2 separate regions of the Homo sapiens genome follow, and region 1 is linked to region 2. The links are chromatin contacts, found by Hi-C or POLR2A ChIA-PET in ENCODE. All regions are on one chromosome and are shown on one strand. Each heading gives the region's core, a stretch centred on a gene start or an enhancer-like site at or near the end of the contact. The rest is flanking DNA. Distances are from core to core; before and after follow the strand shown. Region 1 has its middle 15 kb from the start of MIR34AHG. Region 2 has its middle 37 kb from the start of SLC2A7.

Region 1 (5,834 bases), core at 1,431-3,930, 210 kb after region 2:
TGCAATAGGAATCTGAGACCCAGGATTGGACAGGTCAACTAGCAATGCTTCTAAATACAAGTGATCTGGCAAGCTGGCAAAATGTCTGAGTTTCATTCTTTACCTTAGGTCAAAGTTTCATTCTTGATTTGGATCAAAGGGGAAGGAGAAAAAGGCACAAACTGAACCATCAACTCTGTCACCGAAAAGTGGTCCCCTGGATCTTAGTGCTTTGCCACCTTCTTGCCACCCCTATAGTAAAATGCTTTTTTATTCTTTCTTTAAAAATTTCTGTTATTATTATTTTATTTAAATGGGGTCTTGCTATGTTGTCCAGGCTGGTCTCCAACTTCTGGCCTCAAGCAATCTTCCCACTCCAGCCTCCCAAAGTGCTGGGATTACAGACGTAAGCCACCATGTCCAGCCATGATTTTTAAAGGCAGGCATACTTTATACTTTTTGTACACACTTACAGCTCTGATTCTTTTTTTAAACATATTTATTTATTTTTGTTGAGATGAGGTCTCGCTATGTTGCCCAGGCTGGTCTTGAACTCCTGGGCCCAAGTGATCCTCCTGCTTCGGCCTCCCAAGTAGTTGAGATTACAGGTGAGAGCCGCCATGCCTGGTTCAGGCTCTGATTCTTATGTCAGTGAATGCCCAGTAAATTATTGTTGGCTTGAACTGAATTATCAAGAAGGTGCTATCAAGAATTCTTTGAGCCAGGCACGGTTGCTGACGCCTGTAATCCCAGCACTTTGGGAGGCTGAGGCAGGCAGATCACTTGAGGCCAGGAGTTTGAGACTAGCCTGGCCAACATGGTGAAACCTGGTCTCTACTAAAAAATAAAAAAATTAGCCAGGCATAGAGATGCACACCTGCAGTCCCAGTTACTCAGGTGGCTGAGGCAAGAGAATTGATTGAACCCAGGAGGCGGAGGTTGCAGTGAGCCAAGATCACACCACTGCACTCCTGGGTGACAGATTGAGACCCTGTTTCAAAAAAAAAAAAAAAAAAAAAAGAAGTAAAGGAAAGGAAAAAAGAAAGAGAAAAAAAAAGAAAAATAATTCTTTGGCTAGGTATGATGGCACTTTGGGAGGCCGAGGCAGACGGATCGCTTGAGCCCAGGAGTTCAAGACCAGACTGAGCAGTATGGCAAAACCCCGTCTCTACAAAAAGTACAGAAACATAGCCTGGGGCGGTGGTGGGCGCCTGTAGTCCCAGCTACTCTGAAGGCTGAGATGAGAGGATTGCTTGAGCCCAGGAGGTTGAGGCTACAATGAGCTGAGATCACACCACTGCACTCTAGCCTGGGTGACAGAGCAAGACCCTGTCTCAAAAAAAAAAAATTATTATTTGGGAGATATAATTTTACATCATCAGAGGGTCAAAAAAAACCCTCTATTTTGCCTATTGGCCCCATTTGAGATGACCCTGGTGAAATTTCTCAGCTAACTTTCTCCACCTCTGTCAAGTTGACCGAGACACCACCTAAATCTCCATGAAGGACCTGGCAGCTTTCCGGCTCTGCAGCATTTTCCCGACAAGTTTGCTGCGCACACGCGGATGCTGACAGCACAGTCTCATGCTTGCCTAAGCCAGAGCACCACCCTCTAGTGTGACACCGTGTGATCTCTATTTTACCATGCAGAAGAGAGGTCATCTCCTGGTACAAGAAAATGGGCTGTCTTCTGGATAACCGCAGCAATTCATCTCTGAGTAGCTGAAGGTCATTAGTATGCATTATACAAGTGGAACCATTTGAGAGAAAAGAGGGAACTCACTGGACACAAAAGTGCACTGAGACTGTGAACAGCAAGTCCCGAACAAGGACACAGAGATAGATCCCAAAGGGAAAGGCTGGAGGGGGAAGGATGCGACCCAGCCGCAGTGGCTGATCCATGAGGGCTCCTGTCTGGGTTCGTGCTGCCAATCAGTAGCATTCCCCAGGCAAGACGTGGGCGCCAGGCCTGACTTGAAACCCAAGGTTGGCTTCAAGATCTTGCAGCTGGATCAGAATGCTGAGTTCATCGTTGCTGGTGGGCCGCCGTCACCTCTCCTTAGCCCCCCTGTTGAAGGATGGCCGGCCCCTCCTGGGAAAATTGCTACATTTCCTCAGATAACAGATGCACACATGACTAATCAGGCCTACCCTAAGAAATGAGAGCCAGCAGCAGAAGCCACAGCGCACACTCTGTATTGTGAAAATGGAATGTGGGATGACCTAGGAGATGACACAAATGCCGAACGGCGAACTTTCTGTTTCTATGAGTCTAATAATGAAAAACTTTTCTGCCTGAACCCGTGGGATCGAATAAAATGAAAAACCCCATTCTGCAAACCACTGCGCCCCATGGGAAGCAGCTCGGTTTCCTTCCCGTGTCGTCGGGAGCCCTCTGATGGAGGAAGCCTAAATTACAGCGCTCATAACCTAACAGGCAGCCGCCGGGCTCAAGTGCCCCCTGATTTTCCAGAATCGAAAAGAAGAGGAACCATAAAAGAAGCCGAATGTTTTCTCCCCCTGGCACTTTGCCCAGTGACAGTTGTCAATCAGAGGTGCTGCAGACCGACTCGAAGGCAGCGTTCAGTGCCCAGGCACACTGCCTGCTGCCGTTGGTTCCTCCCATGGTTCTCAGGGCGCCAGGTCTCTGTCAACTCCCAGCCCCCAGTTTCCTTACCTTGTCCTACTGCATCTGAGTCAGGATGCCTGATGGGTTGAGCGCTGATGATCTCATCCGTGTCCCACATGTCCCAGGGAATCCCAGGTCTGCCCTGAGCTTCCTGTGTCCTTGGGAAAGTCGGTTAATCTCTGGGCCTCACTGTCCTCATCGCTGAGCTTGGGGACTTGTAACAGATGATTTCTAAGTATCTTCCAGCTTTGAATAGAGCATTTGTCTTGGGTGGCCAGGCTTAAAGTTTAAAGGCATAAAAGGAAAATGGGATCTGATCTTTAATCAGAACTGCTGAGAATGAGAAGCGCAGAGCAAACTACCGACTGCATTGGGTGAAAAGTGAAAATGGTCGGTGGGGAGGTGCCACGGTCAGGATCTGAGGCGCTAGGATCTTGCCAGTGCCTTGGCGCCTTTCTCTGCAGTCCCCGGCCTGCCTCCCTTCTGCTCCCTCTCTTCCGGAGTCTGGTGCTGCCAATTTGCCAGGTGAGCCCCGCCAGCGTCCCATTGCCGGTTCTCGTGGCCCTCACCTTTTCCTTATACCTTCATCCCTGCAGGAGTCGCAGGACCTCAGCTGGCCAGTTGGCTCTGCCTGGAAGGTGCAGGTCTTGTCCTTGTCAGGGAGACTGGCAGCCGCAATGCTGTGCCTGTCCCAGGCTGAGCAAGAGGCTCCTGGTGTCGATTCTGGAGCAGCCACAGGCCTCAGCAGGCCCCCAAAAGTGATGACATCAGCACAGTACTGCACCAGCTCTGAGGGCCCCACTGCCCCTGCCATCTCCTCCTCCTCTCCCTCTCCAGTCTCCCTCTCCTCCCAGCACAGTGCAGCCTCCAAGGGCAGCCTCCACGGTGGAGATGCTCAAGCTAAAGCATGGGGACAGGAAAAAGCAACCACCAGGGTGGAGGGTCTCCCAGGGGAAGCACAAGGTCTGGGACAATGAGAGGCATCAGTCACCGAACCATCTCACAACTCGAACAACCCCAGAAGAGCGGGCTGGAGAGTGCAATGTGACATCACTTCCCATCTTGCTGGGAGACAGGGCTTTTGCCAAGAACGGGCCCCTGGGGATTCATCGGGCGACATTTTCATGCCACTGGCATAAATAAAGACTTGTACCAAAGGCTGCCATTCTGGGCAGAAGGTGCTGTCTAGACCCCCTTAGGGCTGCCCTCTCTGGCCCCAGGCCCCTGGCTCCTACCACCTAAGCCCATCACATCACCCAGGAGGGTCGGCAGCTGCTGGCCCCCACCCACATTCGCTGGCTTGGTTTTACTCTGCAGGGGAAGCTGGACTTCCTCCACATCCAAGTTCAACTACATGACATCAGGAACACAGCCTTTCTCCCGACACCTTCGAGCCTCTATTTGTCTCCAGTAGCTGTCCCAGAAATCATGGGTGGGAGCATTCAAAAATGTGGTTCCAGAGGTCCCCTTGCCCTAGCCCAAAAGGCTGCCTGAGCTGGGGATCCCTTCCTTACCCCCCAATCCGAAAGGCAGCCTGGCCTTCCAAACTGGAGTCCGTGGTTCAGAGTAGGAGATCCACAGTCAGGGCCCGGGACACGGCTTCCCCTGGCTGGTCTCAAAGTCTTCCTAACCCTCCAGGGGTCCGTCCTGGTCTTCCACGGAGTTTCCCAAAAGCGCGCGCCACACTTGGTGGGCGCTCAGCCCCGAAGCGCCTGTGAACACCGCCCATCCCAGGACGCACGAAGCCAGTTGGTACGAGCACCTAGAAGCAGCACTCCCCATTTGTCATCCTTCCCACGGGGAAGGCTGCCTGCTGCTCCGAGCCCTCAACTCCAATGAAGTACAGTCGTCAAGAAACGGTGGTCTAAATAAAGCCGGAGACTCACTCACTGCACCAATCAGCACCGTGCGTCCGTCTGGATCTCGGCGCCGGCTGCGCGCAGCCGCCAGGAGGTGGCCGTCGGGACGCGAGCGCCGCCCGGAGCAGTGGTGCAGGGTCTCCGCATCGCCGGCTGCTGCTGCAGCCCCGCAGCGCTCAGCACTGCTGACTTGGCCCGGGCGGCGGGCAGGCGGGCAGGCGGGCGGGGAGGGCGGGGGAGGGCCTGCTGCAGCTTGGGTTCTAACTGCCCCTGCGCAAGGAGACCGGGAGAAGCTGGCTGCAAGGGCTGGGCTGGCCAAGGCTGGGGCAGTTGCAAAGGGTGGGAGCGCAGCAAGCGGAGAAATACCCCTGAGTCAGCACTGGTGCATTGGGAGGTGTCCCGGAGAGCCTGGCCCACGACATGGACAGGGTGTCCGAAACGTACGCCCCTCTGTATCACCCTCTAGTCATGCACCCCCATCTAATTCTGAAACCAACTCTAGCCTCATTTTTTCCCCTCCACGATGATGGGCTGTAATGCACCCTGCTCTGAGGCCTGGGGGGAATGGAAAGACAGAATTCTCTTTCAAGCCCAACCCAGGCCCGGGGAACCCCCTAGATGTTACTGTGGGGTCACAGACAAGGCCGTGGGGATTTGACACGTGGGCAGGGACAAGGGCAACCCCAAAGCTAGTGGATCTGACATGGGGGTGACTGGGTGGTGTGGTGGGCATCATTTCATTCACTGCAGTGGATTTGCTGCCTGGGAAATGCAACCCCCACCGTCCGAGGTCCGCTCCTGTCTTACTAGCTACTTAGCAGCCAGCTTCCCTGTTCTGCTCCCTGAGAGATGAAGGTGTCCCAGGCTAAGATCCCTCCATCACCTGCCCATCCCTGAGGGTCTCATGTCACCTCAGCGGCTGGCACCTCCTCTTCCCAAACACCCCGTGGTGGCTTTGGCCCAGACAGTGCCTGCCTGAGGGAAGGAGGCCTCTGGCCATATGAAGACCGTAGAGGCCAGGGCGGCCATCCCTTGTTCATTTCATCCTGTGTAGTTCCTTTCACAAGCCCCACTGGAGTCATCTGCTCTTCCCCGGGACCCATTTGTGAAGTTCCTGTCTCCCTTGACCTCCCCGTAGGGAACCAGAGACCAGTGGGCAGGGACAGAGTGCTGGGGGCCAACAGTGGCATTTGCTCTGCAGCCCTCAACCAGCAGGCCTCTCCCTTGGCTAATTCCAGGCAGGAAGGACACTCGTTTGTCATCCAGGCTGGGAAGGGAGACACCAGAAGAGAAAAGTGTGTCTGGGCAGGCCAGGTCTGTTCTCTCCCTCTCCCGGGTGGAGAGGTCACAGATACCTCCATCCCATG
Region 2 (5,583 bases), core at 1-2,500:
AGGTATCTCCCAGATGCAGAGGTTCAAACAGGATCGGAGAGAGGTCGGGAGGCCAGGGCAGGTGGAGCAACAGGAAGTGAGCGAAGGGCTGTTTTTTTTTTTTTTTTTGAGGTAGGATCTCACTCTGCCTCCCTCGCTGGGGTGCAGTGGTGTGATCACAGCTCACTGCCGCCCCGACCTCCTGTGCTCAAGCAATCCCCCTGCCTCAGCCTCCCGAGCAGCTGGGACCACAGGTGCACAACACCACGCTTGGCTAATTTTTGTATTTTTCGTAAAGACAGGATCTTGCTATGTTGCCCAAGCTGGTCTGGAACTCCTGGGCTCAAGGATTCCTCCCACCTCGGCCTCCCAAAGTGCTGGGATTATAGGCATGAGCCACCATGCCTGGACCTGAATTTTGTTTAAAAACTAAAACTAAGGAGCTGGGCATGGTGGCTCACCCCTGTAACCACAGCACTTTGGGAGGCTGAGGTGGGCGGATAACGTTAGGTCAGGAGTTTGAGACCAGACTGGCCAACACGGTGAAGCCCCATCTCCACTAAAAATACAAGAATCAGCTGGGCGTGGTAGCGCGTGCCTCTAATCCCAGCTACATGGGAGGCTGAGGCAGGAGAATTGCTTGAACCCGGGAGGTGGAGGCTGCAGTGAGCTGAGATCGCCCCACTGTACTCCAGCCTGGGTGACAGAGCGAGACTCTGACTCAAAAAACAAACAAACAAACAACAACAACAACAAAACTAAAACTAAAAAAAAAATCCAAGAAGAAATAAAAGGCCTTCCAGTGCTATTACTTTTGGGCTAACATTCACTTTATAAACTACATTGTTGAGGCCAATTTTGTTTTCTACAAACCTCCTAGAAGCTGGAGAGCACGCGTGGGCCCCCAGCCACAACGGGGCATCCTCTCCCAGGGACAGCAGAAAGAATCGTGTTCTTTAAACAGCCACAAAACCACGTTGTCAGTGGGAAGGAAGTCACTGAGCAACTGCTCCCGAGGGGCAGAAGCTGGGAAGACCCTAGTGGGGCCTGGGATCTTGATGTTCTAATATTGGTTCCTGTAAATTCATGTTGCTCAGTACAAGTTTTGAGAAACAAAACATCCTTCCTTAGACACAGCCCGTTAGCTGTTACATGGTGCTGGCCGTGGGTGTTCCTCTCACCAGTGCCAGAAATTCTCTGAAAGACCTTCTGTGTTGGTGTCATTTTGTAAACAAAAACAAAAAAACCCCCAAAACCTAAAGCAAGGAAGGTTCTTGAACAGATTGGAGGGGTCAAGCAGAACCAGCAGCCCCGACAGAGGAGGTGCTGCCCTCCAGTGGCGTCTGTGAGGACAGCAGGGGCTGTGCCCAGGAGACCTCAGAAATCATCCAGTCCACCCCCTCCCATTTTTAATATTGGTAAACTGAGGTACAGAAGATCTATAGAGGTCTCCAGGTAAGTTAATAGCATATCAAGGACAAAGGGCAGATTGCGTGTCCCTGCACTGTTCCAGTGGGATGTGGGGGGCTCTGGACATGGGGATGTTGGTCCCTGTTTCCTCTATGCACTGCTTAAGGAATTTCCAAGCACCCTCACACCTGAATAATGGGGGTCCCCCACCCCACCCACAGCTGAAGGGACGGTGGGCCAGCAGTCACTCAGGTGCCCCCTCTCAGGCCTCAGTAAGTGATATCTGAATGCCAAGGCCGTGCAGAGGGGACCACGATTGGCACCTGGTCACCCTAAAACTCACACAAGTGTATGCTGGGGAGCAGGTGCTAAGCCCTTCGCAGGAAAGCCGCTGTCCAGGGAGAAGGATGCAGGGCTGGAGAGAAGCAGAGGAGGACCTCTGGGCTTCCGAGGGGGGTCAGCGTGGCGGGGGTGGTGAACGATGACCTGCTGACAACCGCCGGACCGGGCTGTACTTCCTGCCCTTGACTTACACAGAAATTCCCTGCAGGCCTCGGTTGCATTTCTGCTCTTCACAAATACACCGTTCCCAACTAAGACAGCACGCCTTTGATTTTGTTGGAGCCTCAGGGACAGGCTTTGCTATCTCCACGTCCTGACAATGACGCTGGGACAAGACAGTATACCCTGACACAGCCTCTCAGTGGGATGCTGGGACCCAGCTCCAATTCCTGTGCTCTCATCGAGCCCTTGGACCCCTGGAGCTGGCCTATGGGACACGTCAGCAAGAGGTGGAGGGCGGGGTGCATTTTCCAGGTGGCTCCAAGCAGTCTCAGCTCCACCAAGGCAGGACCCAGGGCTGAGTTTGAGGGTGTCAGGACCCCAGCATCTTCCAAACATGGGGCGAATGCCCCCACAGTCTCTGTGTCAGAGCTTCCCACCCTACCCTGACAGCATAATGAGCTCCTGTGGGTGGAGGCTGACAGAGGCCCCGGACGCACCGGGCTCAGGGGTGCTGCTCATGCATTGACCTCTCTTTGAGAGGGGCCCTGAGAGACGCCTGCTTGTGTACGTCTTAGAGGCAAAGATCCAGATGGTCGGGCACGGTGGCTCACACCTGTAATCCTTGGGAGGCCAAGGCAGGTGGATCGCCTGAGCTCAGGAGTTTGAGACCAGCCTGGCCAACATGGTGAAACCCTGTCTCTACTAAAATACAAAAATTAGCTGGGCGTGGTGGCAGGTGCCTATAATCCCAGCTACTCAGGAGGCCGAGGCAGGAGAATCACTTTCACCTTGGAGGCTGAGGTTGCAGTAAGCTATCACACCACTACACTCCAGCCTGGGTGACAGAACAAGACTCTGTCTCCAAAAAACAGGAAAAATCCTTTTTGGCTTATAAGCTTCTCTTTGAAAATAAAAACACTACAGGGAAAGTTAATTGATGAAGCATTATCACTTAATTAAATCAGTGTGAATTAAACAACAGATAGCAAGTAGTTTCATTGTGATGCCTTTCTTTTGGGTTTCAGATGGTGGATTTGATAAGGAGGAAAGGAGTATTAGAGGCAGCTGACTGAGGGAGGCCTGAGGCTGTTGGTTGAGTCACTGTTTCATCTGGGGTAGGCCGGGACTTCCATGTGAAACTAAGTGTTTGCAGAGCCCAGTGGGCTGTGTGGCTGCATCTGAGAACTGCTGGGAGCTGTGGATTTGCTGGGGAATCAGCCCAGCTGTCCCCGGGAGGTTGGTGGGGGCGGAGGAGGGACACAGAGGAGTGTCCCTCCATGTAGGCAATGACATGGGATGTCAAGGTCAGCCAGCTCAGGGACTGTGTGCTCCCTGGGGAGAGGAAGGGCTGGCTCTGGGACCTCTGGGCTCCCTGGGGAGAGGCAGGACTGGCTCTGCGACCTCTGGGAGCCTGAGTGCAATGGTCAACGTGTGGGCCCCCCATCACAGGAAGAGGGAGCCATACTGGGGATTTCTAAGTACCAGCAAGGGTCTCCAGGGCTCTGTAGGCAATTTTTTTTTTTCTTTTTTTTTTGAGACAGAGTTTGGCTCTGTCACCCAGGCTGGGGTACAATGGCACGATCTTGGCTCATTGCAACCTCCGCCTCCCAGGCTCAATCACTTCAGCCTCCAGAGTAGCCGGGACTACAGGCACAGCCCAGGCACCATGCCCAGCTAATTTTTGTATTTTTTGTAGAGACAGGGTTTCACCATGTTACCCAGGCTGGTCTCGAACTCCTGACCTCAAGTTGATCCTCCTGCCTCAGCCTCCCAAAGTGTTGGGATGACAGGCGTAAGCCACGATGCCCAGCCTGTAGGCACTATTAATAAAATAAAAATAGAATGTAAAACCTCAAATCATGGATATAAAAATTAAGCAAAGTTAATCAATATAGCAAAAGAAAAGAAAAATTCAAAAATAGCAAGAACATATAAGAAACAAAGCATACAATAAGATGCAGAAGAACAAACATCAATTGTAAGACATAAGAATGGATTAAACTCTGCTATTCAAGGGCAAATATTCTCAGATGGGATCAAAGAATAAAAAACTAAGACATAGCTAAAACATAAGACAAGCTGGGTGTGGTGGCTCATGCCTGTAATCCCAGCACTTTAGGAGGCTGAGGCAGGAGGATCTGTTGAGGCCAGTAGTTTAAGACCAGCCTGGGCAACATAGTGAGACCCTGTCTCTACAAAAAATGGTAGTGTGTGCCTGTAATCCCAGCTACTCAGGAGGCTGAGGCAGGAGGATGGCTTGAGCATAGGAGTTGGAGGCTGCAGTGAGTCATGACTGCACCACTCCACTCCAGCCTGGGTGGCAGAGTGAGACCCAGTCTCCAAAACAACTACTACAACAATACAAAGCAAAAATAAAAAAGATAAGACAACAGAGAGGTTAATGCAAATGCAACTGTCGCCCAGGCTAGAGTGCAGTGGCACGATCTCAGCTCACTGCAACCTCCACCTCCTGGGTTCAACCAATTCTCCTGCTCAGCCTCCCGAGTAGCTGGAACTACAGGTGCACGCTACCATGTCTGGCTAATTTTTGTATTTTTAGTAGAGAAGGGGTTTCACCATGTTGGCCATGCTGGCCTTGAACTCCTGACCTCAAGTGATCCACTCGCTTCGGCCTCCCAAGGTGCTGGGATTACAGGCGTGAGCCCCTGTGTCCAGCCAACATAAACATTAATGCAGAACCCAAGGCTAAGAGCATTAAAGACAGGTTGAAAGAGCAGAAGTAGCACCTTTGGGATGTGGAGATTTGATCAAATTGGCATTTCAATGGCGCTGAGGATGCCAAGAACACCCAAATCCTAACCTGGGACACCCTTTTCTCCCAGATCTCTGTGAGACACAGCGGCTGCTCTTCGTCCTCCCCAGTTCTCAGTCCATGTGTTTTGAGTGGGATGTGTCAGCGTGCTACAACCTGTTGGCTACAAGGATTGTTTTCCGGGATAGATGTGATCAAGGAGCCCAATCAGGTCCCACCCCAGAATGTGGGGGGACTCAACCACAACATGTACAAAACTAAATGCCTGGTTTCCCCAAAAAGCCTGGTACTTTCCTTGTGACCCCAGATTCAGTAAGTGTTACCACCACCCATCCGATGAAGGATGTAAAAACCAGCAAACATTTGTAACCTCTCCCTCCCCATCACCCACTCTCCAGTCCATTATTGAGCCCCATTGATCTCACTTCCTAAACGTCTCTCAATTGTAGTCTCAACAATCTCTAGTGACCTCCATTTTTCCACTATCCCTCTGTAGTCAAGCCACCAGTATCTCTTCCCTGGTCTATGGAAGTGGCCTGCTAACTCGTCTCCTTACTTCCACACTTGCTTCTCTCTACATTTGTCTATTCCAGCCCATTATCCAAGCTGGGGTCACAGCCATTTTTTTTTTTTTGAGGCAGGTCTTGCCCTGTTGCCCAGGCTAATGTGCAGTGGCATGAACTGCACTCAACCTCCTGGGCTCAGACAATCCTCCCACTTTAGCCTCCTGGGTAGCTGGGACTACAGGCACATGCCACCACACCCAACTAATTTTAATATATTTTTTTGTAGAGATGGGGGTCTTGCTATGTTGCCCAGGCTAGTCTCAAACTCCTGGGCTCAAGCAATCCTCCTGCCTTGGCCTCTGAAAGTGCAGGGATTATAGGCATGAGTCACAGCACCTGGCCTGCTCTTTC

What was found. A loop is a pair of places that touch in the nucleus more often than their neighbours do. ChIA-PET counts read pairs that join two places held with the same protein, here RNA polymerase II (POLR2A). Pooled maps may share reads with other maps.
Region 1: a map with no recorded cell type shows a loop between it and region 2 (2.6-fold over the local background). The contact joins two enhancer-like sites. A Hi-C loop is called at or near these places in 1 of 37 single-sample maps with no recorded cell type and 4 of 50 pooled maps. POLR2A ChIA-PET finds 5 or more read pairs at or near these places in 2 of 52 experiments (HepG2 and MCF 10A).

The regions. Positions count from the first base shown.
Region 1 is chr1:9,194,256-9,200,089 of GRCh38, forward strand. No RefSeq gene overlaps it. Among named protein-coding and RNA genes, the nearest start is that of MIR34AHG, 15 kb to the left of the region's middle. RefSeq lists an enhancer at 3,772-4,292. Within about 2 kb of position 2,681, at least 18 of the 41 ENCODE cell types and tissues checked have a DNase peak (open chromatin) inside an H3K27ac peak, as active enhancers do.
Region 2 is chr1:8,986,914-8,992,496 of GRCh38, forward strand. No RefSeq gene overlaps it. Among named protein-coding and RNA genes, the nearest start is that of SLC2A7, 37 kb to the right of the region's middle. RefSeq lists an enhancer at 1,544-2,044. Within about 2 kb of position 1,251, at least 8 of the 41 ENCODE cell types and tissues checked have a DNase peak (open chromatin) inside an H3K27ac peak, as active enhancers do.